Linked DNA regions of Homo sapiens: region 2 is linked to region 1. Evidence: chromatin loops called from intact Hi-C (ENCODE). Cell type or tissue: heart right ventricle. All regions are shown on one strand. Links, peaks and the distances in the headings refer to the core of each region. The heading gives the core; the rest is flanking DNA.

Region 1 (8,323 bases), core at 195-8,194:
ACTCGCCACTGCCCTCCAGCCTGGGCGACAGAGTGAGACTGTGTCTCAAAAATAGATAAATAAATAAATAAATAAATAAATTTAAAAAATAATAGATAAAAAGGCTGATTTAAGGGCCCCATCCCAGGCCCAGTGAATCCAAATGTCCAGGAGAGATTGTTGTGTTTCTTGTTGTCGTTGTTTTGTTTTTGTTTTTGTTTTTTTGAGACAGGGTCTTGTTCTGTTGCCCAGGCTGGATGAAGTGGCTCGAATATGGCTTTCTGCAGCCTGGACCTCCTGGGCTTAAGCGATCCTCTCGTCTCAGCCTCCCAAAGTGCTAGGATTAGAGCCATGAACCACGGCGCCCAGGCTACTCTGCATCCTGACCAAACCTTAACATGGAATCTGTGTTATTTTTGTGGCTGACACCACCAGTGCCATTTGTTGGTTCCCTCTTTGCCAGATAAAGGTAAAGTTGTGTCGTGCTGCCTTGGGTCTGGGCCAAGGTAGTCTCGGCCTCTTAGAACCATATAGATTTTGACTGATCACCCCATTCACTCATAAGTGCAGACTACATGCCAGAACTATTTTGTTTTTGTTTTGAAACAGGGGCTCGTCGTGTCACCCAGGCTGGAGAGCAGTGACACAACCTTGGCTCACTGCTGTCTCAACCTCCTGGGCTTAAGCAATCCTCCTGCCTCAGCTTCCGGGGTAGCTGGGACTACAGATGCATGCCACCATGCGTGGCTAATTTTTGTATTTTTTTGCAGAGACTGAGTCCCTCTAAGTTGTTTAGGCTGGTCTTGAAATCCTGGGCTCAAGCAATGCTCCCACCTCGGGGTCCCAAAGTGCTGGGATTATAGGAGTGAGCCACTGAGCCCAACCAAAACTATTTTAGATACTGGAAATAAAGCAGGAAAAAAACTAAGTGTATGTCTTTCACAGAGGGCTTCGGGGAACTTAGGTTCTAGCGGGGAAGACAGACAAAGCAAGTAAATATGTCCAGAATCTGTCCTGAAGCAGAGAGCTGGGGGCTTGAGGGAGTGGCAGAGGCAACTTCGAAGGACCTGAAGGAGGGAAAGGGTGTGGGAGCTAGATTGCATAAAGGAGGAAAGATCACAGGAGATGGAAGGCTATTGTAAATTTAGCATTGACTCTGAATGCGATAAGAAGCTTTCAAAAAGCTTTGACCGGATGAGGGACACCATCAGACAGGTTTTACCAGAATCCTTTCTGGCTTGTGCAGAATCAACTGGAGAGGGGAGGGTAGATGTGGAGAGACCAGAGAAGAGTCTACTATAATAGTCCAAGCGTGAGATGGTGGTGGCTTGGAACAGGGTAGAAGATGTGGACGTGGTGAGAAATAGTTGGATTCTCGGTATATTTTGGAGGTCAAGCCAACAGGACTGGATGTTGAGGGTTGAGAGAAGTGAAGGAGTCAGGGATAATTCCTTTATTATTTTTATGATTTATTTATTTACTTATTTTTATTTATTTTATTTTATTTATTTATTTATTTTTGAGACGGAGTTTCGCTCTTATTGCCCAGGCTGGAGTGCAATGGCATGACCTCGGCTCACTGCAACCTCTGCCTCCCGGGTTCAAGCGATTATCCTGCCTGGGTAGCTGGGATTACAGGCACCTGCCACCATGCCCGGCTAATTTTTTATATTTTCAGTAGAGACGGGGTTTCACCATGTTGGCCAGGCCGGTTTCAAACTCCTGACCTCAAGTGATCTGCCTGCCTCGGCCTCCCAAAGTGCTAGGATTACAGGCATGAGCCGCCACACCAGGCCTGATTGATTGATTGATTGATTTTGAGACAGGGCCTCCATATGCTACCCAGGCTGGTCTCGAACTCTTGAGCTCAAGTGATCCTCCTTCCAAAGTGTTGGGATTATGGGGTGTGAGCCACCACACCCAGCCTGGGGATAATTCTAATGGTAGTCATCTGCAAGATACAACTGCAAAGATGGAGCTGTGATCTGCTTCTTGATGAAGAGGGAGGTGGGGAGTTCAGTGTGGACCATGTTAAGTGTGAGATGCCTACTAGACAGAAATAATGGAAGGGCCGAGTAGGCAACTATATATGCACGAATGGAGTTCAGGGGAGAGGCTGGGGACAGAAATATCAGTGTGAAGGCCACCAGCACACAGGTGGTATTGAAAGCCATGACCTGGATGAGATCACCTGGAAAAGAAGTCAAAGAAGAGAAGAGGTGCTTGGACAAGGAGGTCCTCAGCATTCAGAAGTGGGGGCCAATCACAGCTTCACTCCTTGGCTGGGCACTATGGCTCACGCTTGTAATCCCAGCACTTTGGGAGGCTGATGTGGGAGGATCGTTTGAATCCAAGAGTTGAAGACCAGCATGGGCAACATAGCAAGATAGTATCTCTACAAAAAAAATTTAAAAATTAGCCAGGCATGGTGGCATGTGCCTATAGTCCAAACTACCTTGCAAGTTGAGGTGGGAGGATCGTTTAAGCCTGGGAAGTTGAGGTTGCAGTAAGCCATGATCATGCCATTGCACTCCAGCCAGGGCAACTAGTGAGACCCGGTCTCTAAAAAAAAAACAAAACTTCACTCCACAGATGGGGGATCTGAACGTGATCAATTTAGTCACCAATCTCTGGACCTCCTTTGGTGTGCTGAGAGTGGAGGAGAGCGGAAAGAGAACTGGATTTACGTCCAAAAGACCTGCCCTCTGTCATTTACTGTGGGACCCTAAGCACAGCATTTCACCTCTTGGGAAATGCTGTGGAAACCAAAGGTGGGGGGTTGGGGCCAGAGCCTGGAGACCTTGGAAAGAACTGAGTACTATGCTAAGGGAGGGGGAAGGGAGGGGGCAGGGCAGGTTGCTGCCCCTGTAGCCCTCAGCAGAGGCCTCCTGTAACTCCTCTGGATGTGGCTTTTAGTTCTGGCAGGAGGTGATGAGTGTCTGACCTGGGGATGCTGTTACATGCTAACAGGGGAAGACCAGCATGTTAGAGGTTGTTTTTTTGTTTTGCTTTGTTTTGTTGTTTTGAGACATGGTCTCACTCTATCGCCCAGGCTAGAGTGCAGTGGCATGATCATAGCTCATTGCAGCCTCCACCCCCTGGGCTCAAGAGATCCTCCTGCCTCAGCCTCCCAAGTAGCTGGGACTGCAGGCATCCACCACCATGCTGGTTAATTTTTGTATTTTTTGTAGAGACAGGGTTTCGCCATGTTGCCCAGGCTGGTCTCAAACTATCCGCCTGCCTCAGCCTCTCAAAGTGCCAGGATTACAGGCATGAGCCACTGCGCCTGCCTGTGTTAGAGGTTTAGAATCAGGCAGCCACTTGAATATGGACAGTGACGGAGAAAGAGGGTTCAAAATAAAGTTAGAGTCCTGGATGACTGGAGAGATAGTGGTGCTGTTATCAGAGATGGATTACATGGGAGATAGAGCAGTGGAAGACAAATGATAATACTTAGGACACAAAGAGTTCAGAGAGGGATTAAAGTGTAGGGAGTGTCCATGGAATTTTGGTACATGGCCACTTCTTGTCCTTAAATAGCCTCCAAACCCACAGAAACATTATCTTTCCATATCACCCTAAAGACTGTGCAGCAGTGATGAGTAAAATGACTCTGACCTCAATTAAATCAAAATTCTAGGAATACACCAGCTCCTTTGGAGTTTCTTACTAACGCTCCTTTCTCTGTCTCTGATTCCCCACTTGCAGCTCAGACAGTGCCCTCTGTTGGAAACCTCAACCACAAATCCCCGTCCTCGACTCCATGGCGAGAAGGACCTAGAAGGAAACAAACACCTCCCAGGAGCCTTTCACACACATTGTTCTCATTTTATCCTTGCAGTTGCTTGGTGAGGTTACTGTGTCCAACCTGGGCAAACTGAGGCAGCTGCCCCAATCACAGCCAGAGCGGAGCTGAGATCGGAACTCAAGGCGGCTGCCTTCAAAGCTTGTGCTTCACTCCCTCTACCTAGCTGTAGCTGTAGGATGATTTGACAAGGGACTTGAAGATACAATCTCAAGGACAGAGGTTTGTTTTTTTTTGTTTTTTTGTTTTGAGATAGAGTCTCGCTCAGTCACCCAGGCTGGAGTGCAATGGTGCGATCTCGGCTCACTGCAAGCTCTGCCTCCCGGGTTCACACCATTCTCCTGCCTCAGCCTCCTGAGTAGCTGGGACTACAGGTGCCCGCCACCATGCCTGGCTAATTTTTTTTGTATTTTTAGTAAAGACGGGGTTTCACCGTGTTAGCCAGGATGGTCTCGATCTCCTGACCGCGTGATCAGCCCGCCTTGGCCTCCCAAAGTACTGGGATTATAGGTGTGAGCCACCGCGCCCGGCTACTGTTGATTCTTTTTTGTTGGTTGGTTGGTTGGTTTTTGAGACAGAGTCTCGCTCTGTTGCTCAGGCTGGAGCGCAGTGTCCCGACCTCAGCTCACTGCAACCTCCATCTCCTGGGTTCAAGCAATTCTCTTGCCTCAGCCTCCCTAGTAGCTGGTACTACAGGCACATGCCACCACGCCTGGCTAATTCTTGTATCTTTAGTAGAGACGAGGTTTCACCAGACCTTGGCCAGGCTGGTCTCCAACTCCTGACCTCAAGTGATCCACCCGCCTCAGCCTCCCAAAGTGCTGGGATTATAGGCATCAGCCACCGTGCCCAGCCTCTGTCGAATCTTAAACTAAAAAATTAAAGTGTGTATTTTGTATGTCTTTGAGGTTTTAAAATCTTATTTTTCTGGTAATTTATTTTTATTATATTTTACAGCAGTATCCACCTGCAACAGTTGGACAATTTAAAAAACCAGTACTTTAGCACTCTGAGAGGCACGGGGCTGCCGGAGAGAGAAGAGTTGTCTAAACTGAGGAAGGTAGCCAGGCGCGGTGGCTCACGCCTGGGATCCCAGCACTTTGGGAGGCCAAGAGGGCAGATCGCTTGAGCCCAGGAGTTCGAGACCAGCCTGGACAATATAGCAAAACCCCATCTCTATTTAAGTTTAAATAAAGAAGAATTTAAAGAAAAAATAAGGTGTGGCAGGTCCTCCATGTTTGGTGTATGAATGAATACATCACTGAAGGAATGACGTATGAGTGTGAGAGAATCAGCCACATGAAGAAAAATGCCCAGAATCCAGGTTTCTCATTTAGAGCCATTCAAAGGGTGAGAGCTTAGGATGTCAAGTTCATCACCAGACTTGATATGCACATCACTAAACCTGCACCCTTCTGATTTTAAAGATGGAGGTGGGAGACCTTTCTCCCCCAAGTCATAGAACTGATCAACAAAGAAAAAAAAATACCAAAAAGAGCCACATATAAATAACAAGCAATATTTACTGCTCGTGATTTTAAAACTCAGACTAGGTTAGTAGACTAAGATAAACATTCTCCTTACCATTTTCACCAAGTAACAGGAAAAACACAGCCCATATGCACAAACATCCTATTTTAAGGACTGCTGGTTTTTGGGTTTTGTTTTGAGACAGGGTCTCACTGGAGTACAGTGGTGCGGTCATGGCTCATTGCAGCCTCAACCTCCCTGGCTCAAGCAATCCTCCCATCTCAGCCTCCTGAGTAGCTGGGACGACAGTCGAATGCCACCACACCTGGCTAATTTTTTAATTTTTTGTAGAGACAGGGGGTTGCCCAGGCTGGTCTTGCACTCTTGCCTCAGCCTCCCAAAGTATTGGGATTACAGGTGTGAGTCACCACATCCAGTCAAGGACTACTGTTTGAAGTGGAGGCTTTTGAACACACTTACCCTGGGATGATGAAACTGAAGAGTGAGCAGGATTTAGCCCTAGGGTACAAGTTCCTCAACTACCTTGAAGTGCTTCAACTGTGCAGGAAACACCTTCCACCTAAAGTTTCTGCCTCTAAACAGGAGCAAAGATGCCCCACTCAAGAAAAGTTCCAGGCACACCTTGCTCCGTTTTGGAAATTCCCACTGGCACTTTCCAGAAACAAGTAGGTCCCTTTAAACTTAAAGGCACCTGGGGCCAGGTGCGGTGGCTCACGCCTGTAATCCCAGCACTTTAGGAGGCTGAGGCAGGCGGATCACCTGAGGTCAGGAGTTTGAGACCAGCCTGGTCAACATGGCGAAACCCCGTCTCTAGTAAAAATACAAAAATTAGCCGGGCATGGTGGTGCGCACCTGTAATCCCAGCTACTTAGGAGGTTGAGGCAGGAGAATCGCTTGAACCCAGGAGGAGGAGATTGCAGTGAGCCGAGATGGTGCCACTGCACTCCAGCCTGGGTGACAGAGTGAGACTCCATCTCAAAAAAAAAAAAAAAAAAAGGCACCTGGAATATGAAAATTGCATTTTTTTTTCCTGCAAAGTTGTGCAGTAGAAAGCAATGTCAGAGTAGCCCTCAGTCCTCATCCCAGGCTACTCCCATTCTTCTTGGCATAAATCTTTTAGGCAAACCTATTTATTCTCCCCTCTAAAGTGTCAATTTCACATCTGCAAATGGGATCATAATAATAATAGTACCTGGATTAAGGTGAGGATTAAATAGCAAAATGTGTGTAGAACCCTTAGCTTGGGCCTGACACAGTGAGCCTTTGATGAACACAAGCTTGGGGCTGTCTCTAATCACAAGCCAAAATAGAAACCCAGAGAAGTCTGGACCAGTGACAGATACCATTTATTCAGCATGTGCCATGTGCCAGAAACAGTGTTAAGATCTTTATTAGCTGTTGGGATGCTTTTCTTTTTTCTTTTTTTTTTTTTTTAAGAAACAGGGTTGGCTGGGCGTGGTGGCTCATGCCTGTAATCCCAGCACTTTGGGAGGCTGAGGTGGGTGGATCACTTGAGGTCAGGAGTTTGAGACTAGTCTGGCCAACATGGTGAAACCCCATCTCTACTAAAAATATAAAAATTAGCTGGGAGTGGTAGCAGGCACCTGTAATCCCAGCTACTAGGGAGGCTGAGGCAGAAGAATCACTTGAACCCAGGAGGCAGAGGTTGCAGTGAGCAGAGATTGTGCCATTACACTCCAGCCTGGGCGACAAGAGCAAAATTCTGTCTCAAAAAAAAAAAAAAAAAGAAAGAAAGAAAAAGGAAAGAAAGGAAAGAAGAGAAAGAAAAGAAAAGAAAGAAAGAAAGGAAGAGAAAGAAAGAAACAGGGTCTTGCTCTGTCACCCAGGCTGGACTACAGTGGCACAATCATAGCTCACTGCAGCCTCAAAATTCTGGGCTCAAGCAATCCTCCCACACCAGCCCCTCAAAGTGCTGGGATTACACACATGAGCCAGCATGCCCAGCGCTAGTGGAATTCCATTTTTTCTTTTTTTCCTGTGTGTGTTTTTTGTTTGTTTGTTTGAGACAGGGTCTCACTGTGTTGTCCAGGCTGGAGTGCAGTGGCACAAACATAGCTCACTGTGGCCTCAACCTCCTGGGTTTAAGTGATCCTCCTTCCTCAGCCTCCCAGTTAGCTGGGACTACAGTCATGCAACACCACGCCTGGCTAATTTTTGTATCTTTTGTAGGGATGGGATTTCACCATGTTGCCCAGGCTGGTCTCAAACTCCTGAACTCAAGCAATCCTCTCCTCAGCTTCCCAAAGTGCTGGGATTCCAGGTGTGAGCCGCCACACCCAGTTTGGTAGAATTCTTAGTACAACTCTTTGGAGTAGCTACTCTCAGTGTCTCATTTTATTTTACTTTTTATTTATTTATTTTTGAGACAGGCTCTCCCTCTTGTCACCCACGCTGGAGTGCAGTGACATGATCACAGCTCACTGCAGCCTCGACCTCCCAAGCTCAAGTGATCCTCCCACCTAAGCTTCCCGAAGAGCTTGGAATACAAGTGTGTGTTACCACACCTGGCTAATTTTGCAGAGATGAGGTCTCACTATGTGGCCTAGGCTAGTCTCAAACGCCTGGGCTCAAGTGATCCTTCCACCTTGACCTCCCAGAGTGCTGGGATTCCAGGTGTGAGCCACTGTGCCTGGCCCTGCATCTAATTTTAGAGAGCCAGAAAGGTGAGGTCCCCTGTCCAAGCTCTCCCAGCTCAGAGAGACTCCCTGCCTTGCTCCCCATCACCCCACTTGCATGACGTTCATGCTGCCCTCTTCTGTCCTCTTCTGTGTTTCTCAGCCTGAAAGCGTGGGCATCAACTCTGGCTGGCTTTGTTGTTGTTCTCAAGCTTCTGTCATCATTGGTATAATTTTACATAAACTTGGCATTCCTTTAAATTTCAGAAAATATGTTCACTTCTTAAATATCTCCTGGGGGAGATAAGAGTTCTATAAATGATTTCGTTCTCCCCGCCTTCGTGTTGAACTTAAAAAGGCGAAGTCACTGGATCTCCGTTAACAAGTCATGTTGTTTATTGGTTTATTTTCA
Region 2 (8,323 bases), core at 150-8,149, 88 kb before region 1:
TTTCCCTGGCATCTAAGCCTCTTCTCAGGATCCCATAACTTATCCATGAGGCTGGCTGATGCAGCCTTTGCTCACCAACAGATGTGTTGAATTCTGCTCTTAGCCCTCTAAAGCCATCAGCCAGGCGCCCTGGCACCAGGCATCACTTAATGACAACATTCTCACAAAAGAGACATGGTGGAAATGACTCTTAGATCTAACTTTGGCATCAGTTCTCTTTTTTTTTTTTTTTTTGAGATGGAGTCTCACTGTCACCCAGCCTGGAGTGCAATGGTGCAATCTCGGCTCACTGCAACCTCCACCTCCTGGGTTCAAGCGATTCTCCTGCCTCAGCCTCCCAAGTAGCTGAGATTACAGGCATGCACCACCATACCTGGATAATTTTTGTATTTTTAGTAGAGACAGGGTTTCACCATGTTGTCCAGGCTGGTCTCGAACTCCTGACCTCAAATGATCCACCTGCCTCAGCCTCCCAAAGTACTAGGATTACAGGTGTGAGCCACCGTGCCTGGCTCAGCATCAGTTATTATAGGGGACTACTGGCCCTTCTCTTCCAACTCCTCCTCTTCCCAGGGGCGGGAATAACGGTATGCTGGAAGCAGCTTCAACCCACCCCTAAAAGCTGGCTGAACAACAAGAGAGAAGGAACAGGCCCTGAATAGCCTCGTGAAGCAGACCTCCCAACACACACACATGCCCTCATCCACCCCTTGGCTCTGGACTGCAGAGAGAGAGAGAGAGGAATAACCAATCTCAAGTAAGCACCTGCATTTTGGGGGTCCTTTTATCAAAGCAACTTCACCTCTACATTAACAACACACTACCCAAGGCTCTGTCTTTTCACTGGTAAAATGGGACCACGTAATACATCAGAGGATGGTGCTGAGAATTCTATTAGATGCCAGGCCCAAAATGTGGCACAAAGGAGACCTTTTACATGCAAGCTGTTGTTAGAATCATCACATCCTATCTGTATCTTTCCCCTGGCTCACAGCTTAGAAAACATTAGGTGCAGGCCAGGCACTGTGGCTCACACCTATAATCCCAGCACTTCGGGAGGCCAAGGTGGGTGGATCAACTGAGGTCAGGAGTTCAAGACCAGCCTGACCAACCTGGTGAAACCCCGTCTCTACTAAACAAAAAATTAGCCAGGCGTGGTGGTGGACACCTGTAATCCCAGCTACTCGGGAGGCTGAGGCAGGAGAATCACTTGAACCGGGAGGCAGAGGTTGCAGTGAGCCGAGATCATGCCACTTCACTCCAGCCTGGGCAGCAAGAGCAAAACTCTGCCTTAAAAAAAAAAAAAAAAAAAGAAAAAAAAGAAAATATTAGGAGTTTGGTAAATATTAAGCTCAGCTGAACGGGGGAAAATACAGTATCCCAAGGGGATTAGAGAACAGAGAACCTGGCCCCTGCAGGCAGAGCGGGATAGCGAGTGCACCCCTGGGTGTTCCCAGCTGGAGACAGAGGGAGCAAAGGTGGAGAATGGGACCTGGTATGCTCTGGGAGTGGATGCAAGGAGCAAGGTTTGACCCAGGCAGAAGTGGGAGTCTGCAGAGGGGCCTGGACCTGGGGCCTCTCTAGTTTTGGGGACCCAGGATGTGTGAGAGGAGGAGAAGGGCAGCTCCCAGAGAAAGTCCAGCTTCCAACACCTTTACAATGACAAGTAATGTCTCTGTAGAGCAGAGAAACTAAGCTCAGGCCAGGGCTAGTGGGCTGCTGAACAGCTGACACCACAAGCCCAAGGGCCTCAGGAGCCTGGTGAGAACACGTGAGCCTAAGTAACTGGGGGCACCTGCTGCCGCCAGGAGCTCGCTAAGGGCTTTATAGAAATATCTCGACTTTCACAACCACCCTAGGAGACAGGTATTATTCTTATTATTATTTTGAGATGAAATTTCGCTCTGTCGACAGGCTGGAGTGCAGTGGCACGATCTCTGCTCACTGCAACCTCCGCCTCCCAGGTTCAAGCGATTCTCCTGCCTCAGCCTACCCAGTAGCTGGGATTACAGGCATCTGCTACCACGTCCAGTAATTTTTGTTTTTTTTAGTAGAGACAGGGCTTCACCTTGTTGGCCAGGCTGGTCTTGAACTCCTGACCTCAGGTGATCTGCCCGCCTTGGCCTCCCAAAGTACTGGGATTGCAGGCATGAGCCACTGCACCCAGCCATTTGTATATATTTAATGTTAAGTGATGCTTTCCAAAGCCCACAGGGGCTGTGCTCCCTCTTCCCCTTGCCCTCCCTGAGGCCCCATCACCCACCTCTTGAACCGGGCCCTCCGCAAGTTTGCCATCTTGAGGCTGGCAGAGACGGTCAGGGCTGCAGACTCGGGAAAAGGCAGGTTTCTGAGAGGTTAGGGACCCCGGCAGGTGGGCAGCAGGCAGTGGGGCAGGAGCTCGCTCACTCCCAGCTCCTGCCTCCAGCCCCCAACAGGTGTGCACCGTTGGCCCAGCCCCGCTTCCATCCACCTGGGGACCTTATACCCTCGCTGCTGCAGCCACACCTGGATGCACCTGCTCCCGGGAAAGCTCTGAGCCTAGTGCTCCTTGTGTGAGGTTTAACAGGACAGGCTCAGTGGCCACTCTGAGAGCCCGCCCACCCGGGGAAGGTGATGCACATGCAGCCTCCAGATGGCCAAATCAGGCAGCATGTCTGGCCCAGGTGTCACAGAAGCCGGGGCAGGAAGAGCCTCTGGGGCCGGATGTTTCACCAGGTCTGGGAGGACTCAGTAAATATTAAACAGCCCCTGGCATGCCAGACAAGCTTCCAGACGGGCACGTGCAACCTGCCGGCCCCAGCCCTCACGTGAGGTTGCTACAGCAGTCCTTCTGCCTGGTGTGGTTGGCAGAGGCCTTGGTACTCGGCTGTTGCAAGTGCAGGCTCTGGAGGCAGACAGGGCCGGGCTCAAGTCCTGCACCTGCCCCCAGCCTCCAGGCGGGACAATTATAGGACTGACTGCACAGGCTTCAGGTGAAGACTCCATGCAACAAGGACGTGAGCCAACCATTTACCCAGGTGCCTGGCGGTGCTGGCCACTGGGTGATGATGACAGGCATGCACTCGGCACTTGCCAAGCTCAAATTCTGCTCTCAGTGCTTTTGTTTTTTTTTTTTTTAATTGAGACAAGGTCTTGCTCTGTCTCCCAGGCTGGAATGCAGTAGCGTGATCTCAGCTCACTGTAGCCTCCGCCTCCTGGGCTCAAGTGATCCTCCCACCTCAGCCTCCTGAGTAGCTGGGACCACAGGAGTGCACAATTACACTCGGCTAATTTTTTGTAGTTTTGGTGGAGACAGGGTTTCACCATGTTGCCCAGGCTGGTCTTGAATTCCTGAGCTCAAGTGATCCGCCTGCCTTGGCCTCCCAAAGTGCTGGGATTGCAGGCGTGAGCCACCACGCCCGCCTGGCCTGCTCTTGGTGCTTTACATGTATGGACTCATTTCTCCTGACACAGTCTTTGAGGTCAGGCCCCCTGGTACCGTCCAGGAAACTGAACTTGCATCACTCGCCTCTGGCTCCAGAGTCTGTGTGCTTGACAGCTTCACAGGCAGGGCTGGATATGAGCCGCCTCTTTCTCCAGCCTCCTCTCCTTGAAACTTAATGGCTGCTATTTCGTTTTCACACCCACACTTCTTAGCCATCCCAACAGAGGAATTCCCAAGCTGAGGAGGATGTCCCAGTGGCTCCTGGCTCGGGGAGTACCTGCCTGACTGCCTGGGGGAGGGAGACCTGGCTGAGGAGGGGCAGGAAAGGGGGAAGGGCAACCATGCCTGTCAACTGGGGCAGAGTAGGACAGTATCGGGGCCTGGCCCTCTCCTCCTTCATCCTCACTGTTTATCCTCTCATCTCTCTATCCTCCCACCCCCCAGGTCCAGCTCTTGGGAAATGGCCTTATTATGTCAATCATTCACACCTTAGTATAAAATTTCCCCACCAGGTTACTTCCCCAAGTGAGCCATCTGACTGTGGAGTAAAAATCCCTGTCTATAGTGAAAGGGGTTTCAAGGTGCCAGAGTAGGGGTCAAGGTGGTGATGGGAAGAGAAGGGGCATCAGCCCACCCTCTCCATGCAGAGCCCTGCCCTCCTGCCAGGTTGTTTGCCTTGACAGTGCGGCTGCGCTTCGGCCTGCTCGGGTTACCAGGGAACAAGGCCAGAAGGTGGGGCCTGAAACCCAATCAGGCTCCAGCCCTGGCTCCAAGGGTTCAGACCCCAGGGAGCTCGACGGAGACAGGAAGTTAAAAATAGATGCACCGCTTCCCCGTCGGTGTGGGCAGCTTCTTCCTTGCCCTCACACAAGGGGGCGGCAGAGGCCAAGGCCAGGTGGGGGCTGCCCAGGGACCTCCGAACCAGCCCAGGCCCAGCATCCTCTGGCATCCTTGACAATCAGATGGGGGACAGGAGGGGTCTGAGATATTAGAGCCATCAGGGCTGTCTTTCCTAGACTAGGACTTGGACACTGTGGGACCCTTGCTGACGGCCAGCGAGCCCTGGTGTCAAGGGGATGGATCACCTCTGTCCTCCTTCCTCCCAAAGAGCTGATCCCAGGAATCCAGGAAGGGGCCAACGAGAGGCAGAGGCCTACCGTGGGGGCACTCTCTGGGCAGAGCTCCCCTCTAGGGCCTGAGGGGACATGTCCCATGGATGCAGGACATTCAGAGGCCCCCACAGGCCTGGCAGGAGGAGAGCTGCAGGCAGGGCCAGTTGTGAAATTTGTGGGGTCTAGTGCGAAATAAAAATGCAAGGCTCTTTATTCAAAATTTATCAAGAATTTTGGGCCAGGCGCGGTGGCTCACGTCTGTAATCCCAGCAGTTTGGGAGGCCGAGGTGGGTGGATCACCTGAAGTCAGGAGTTCCAGACCAGCCTGGCCAACATGGTGAAACCCTGTCTCTACTAAAAATTAGCTGGGCATGGTGGCACATGCCTGTGATCCCAGCTACTCGGGAGGCTGAGGCAGGAGAATCACTTGAACCCGGCAAGTGGAGGTTATGGTGAGCTGAGATTGTGCCATTGCACTCCAGCCTGGGCAACAAGAGCAAAAGTCCGTCTCAAGAAAAAAAAAAAAAAAAATAGCCAGTGTGGTGGCCCATGCCTGTAGTCCCAGCTACTCAGGAGGCTGAGGCAGAAGAATTGCTTGAACCTGGAAGGTGGAGCTTGCAGTGAGCCTAAATTGCACCACTGCACACCTGGGTGACAGAGCAAGACTCTGTCTCAAAACACACACAAAAAAATTGTATTAAGAATTTCTATTTGGTGCCAGGCACAGTGGCTCACACCTGTAATCCCAGCATTCTGGGAGGCCGAGGCAGGTGGATCACCTGAGGTCAGGAGTTCGAGACCAGCCTGACCAATATGGTGAAACCCTGTCTCTACTAAAAATACAAAAAAAAAAAAAAATTAACTGGCATGGTGAGGCACACCTGTAATCCCAGCTACTCAGGAGGCTGAGACAGGAGAATTGCTTGAACTCAGGAGGCGGAGGTTGCAGTGAGCCGAGAATATGCCACTGCACTCCAGCCTGGGCAACAGAGCGAGACTCTGTCTCAAAAGAAAAAAAAAAATACAAAAATTAGCCGGGCGTGGTGGCACGCTCCTGTAATCCCAGCTACTCAGGAGGCTGAGGCAGGAGAATCACTTGAACCTGGGAGGCGGAGGTTGCAGTGAGCCAAGATCGCGCCATTGCACTCCAGCCCGGGCGAGAGAGAGAAACTGTCTCAAAAAAAAAAAAATTTTGGGAGGCTGGGGTGGGAGGATCATTTGAACCAAGGAGGTCAATGCTGCAGTGAATCGAGATCGCACCACTGCACTACAACCTGGGCGACAGAATGACACCCACAAAAATTTCTAGAGCACAACAGCAGAGCGTTCAATCAAAGTACAGAGCACAGGCTACACGCTCATGAAGCCGCCCTTGGGTACAGGGTCTGCAGACCCTACCCCTCCTTCCAGACCACACAAGGGTCCCTACAGTGCTTCAGTGGACCAGCCCCACTCCAGGGCACACAGCTGGGAGAGGGTCACCTGGGCCGGATGGCCCCCTGGCCAGGTAACCCGCACAGCTGACCTTCCCAGCCTTGATTACAGACCCCTGCAAGAAAGTGGGGGACTCTGATAAAGCCCAGGAAGAGGCAGCTCAGAAATGGTTAAGTTGAGAAACAGCATCATTTCCTGGCCGGTTTATACTTAACCCCCTCTTTGCAGCACTTATGGAGTGCCTGCTGTGTGCCTTTCTCAGGCAGCACCCACTCTTTCTGTTCTCTGAGGCTTGGAGTTGGGGCACTGAGCACTAACTGCTCTGGAGCCTGGGTCAAATTCTTCTCGTCTTGGGGCATCAACTTAAACCCTTCCCAGGCTCCCCTCCACTGAGAATGTGTCTCAAGGCCTCACTGCAGCCCATGAGGCTCCGCAGGGTCCTCCTCCCTCCCTGACTGCTGTCACGCATGCCAGCCGCACACCTGCTTTCTGTCCCTTAAAGCTCATTCCCACCCAGGACATCTGCACTCGCAGCTGCCTCCCGCCGCCGAAGGCTTCCCGGCCCACCCCCATCTGCACACGCGCAGATCCACTTCTTCTGTCCCTTCCTGCCTCCACTCCCCATGCCCCTGTCTCGTCAGGCTCTCCCAGGAGACCATGGGTGCCCTCCCCCACCCCCAGTTCAGTTCCCTCACAGCACTGCCACCAGCTGGATCTGTCTCAATTATCACTGGCTTATTGTTTGCTGCCATCAGCTCCCAGGACAGCAGGGCCTGGGTCTGTCCCCAGAGCCCAGGACAGGGCCAGAGTAGGTGCTCCGTGAATATCTGCTGCGTGAACAGGGATTCCTAAGGTGCTTCCAGCTGGGACACTCCAGGATCTTAACCCTGGGGTCCCGGCACCACCACCCATGGGAAGGGAGCCCCCAGGGAAAGGTTAGTGAGCTGGGAGGGCTGACCTCAGGGGGGTGGAGGTGGGGTCCTATCCCCGCAGCAAATGCCCCTGGGAAGGAGCTCAGGGAGCACACACAGGAGGGACCTGGCCTGGTCTGGAGCTCAGGGGTCCTCCCCCAGGACCTAGCAGGAAGCCAATGCCTGCAGGTGATTCAACGGGAACTGGAGGTGGAGGAGTGGGGTAGGAGCTCCAGCGGGAGGACACACATGTGCTGAGGCCCTGAGGCCGGGAGGGGAGGGAGGTAGGCTGCTGGGGCCAGGTCCCAGGGGCCTCTAGCCAGGAGGGCGCTGGGTTTATTCTAAGTAGGTTGGGAATCTTTGCAGGGTTTCAAGTCGGGGAAGAGCATGGTGGGATTTTATTGTTGACTGACTCACTGACCTACTGAGTTCTGCACTCTGCTCTGGCTGGGGACCCCGACCTGTCCACCCCGTTGGCTCAGACAGACAGAGGTTTGGCCCCTTCAGGATGTCGATAAACTGCCCCAGTCCCCAGGCCTGCCTGCTCGTAAATGGTTCCCTGGGGGCTTGCACAGTGCCTGGCATGAGGCCCTGGAGCGAGGGGGCAGCAGGCCTGAGCTCATCGGGCTGTGGCCTCCAGAAGCAGAAACAACCTTCCTCCCAGGGACTTAGTACCTAAAGCCGGAGGAGACACAGGACGGGGCAGCAGGCAGGGCCTGGCCCGGCCAGCACCCCCAGGGAACTCAGCCACAGGGTCAATGCTGCCCCCCAGGCCCATCTGTGCCAAGCCTGCTCCCTCATCCGGTAACCCCCCACAGCACCAGCTGCACCGGCTGCTGGCCCTGCCTCCCTCGTGGTTCCTTCCCGACAGCCCCGTGAGCAGGGTGCACCCACAATTCCCATTGTTCAGATGAAGACAAGGCTGAAGAGGTGAGGTCACTTGCCCCAGGTCACAGAGCCAGAAGAGGTGGCCCCATTGCCTAGTCTTCCAGACAGGAAGAACATTCCTTCCCAACCCCGCCCGTGGAAGACCCAACCCTGGGCCAGTTTTGCTGTGTGACCTTGGGCCAGTGGCTCCACCTATCTGAGCCTCTGGTTTTTTGGTTTTTCTTTTTTGGTGTTTTTGTGGGTTTTTTTGAGATGGCATCTTGCTCTGTCACCCAGGCTGGAGTGCAGTGGTGTGATCTCGGTACACTGCAACCTCCACCTCCTGGGTTCAAATAATCCTCCCACCTCAGCTTTCCAAGTAGCTGGGATTACAGGCATGTGCCACCACATCCAACTAATTTTTGCATTTTTAGTAGAGACAGGGCTTCACCGTGTTGGCCAGGGTGGTCTCCAACTTCTGACCTCAAGTGATCCGCCCGCCTTGGACTCCCAAAGTGCTAGGATTACAGGCATGAGCCACCGTGCCCAGCCCAATTTTCTGGTTTTTCAAAAAA

The links. A loop is a pair of places that touch in the nucleus more often than their neighbours do. Peaks named below come from ENCODE experiments on the same cell type or tissue, not always from the same donor. Only the 100,000 strongest peaks of a DNase experiment are listed, where the experiment ranks them.
Region 2: it touches region 1 in a loop (15-fold over the local background); 19 of 110 quality-filtered maps call a loop at or near these places.

What each region holds. Positions count from the first base shown.
Region 1 is chr20:50,710,170-50,718,492 of GRCh38, forward strand. No RefSeq gene overlaps it. Among named protein-coding and RNA genes, the nearest start is that of PARD6B, 17 kb to the right of the region's middle. RefSeq lists a cis regulatory region at 1,027-1,215. In heart right ventricle, for the core only: a CTCF peak has its summit at 3,700 (motif pointing left); no DNase peak of the experiment used is centred there.
Region 2 is chr20:50,621,968-50,630,290 of GRCh38, forward strand. The region is part of intron 2 of RIPOR3 (RIPOR family member 3); the gene reads right to left. Among named protein-coding and RNA genes, the nearest start is that of MIR1302-5, 11 kb to the left of the region's middle. RefSeq lists enhancers at 3,037-3,998, 6,874-7,471. In heart right ventricle, for the core only: a CTCF peak has its summit at 4,292 (motif pointing right); a DNase peak (open chromatin) is centred at 4,224; H3K27ac peaks cover 1,698 bases.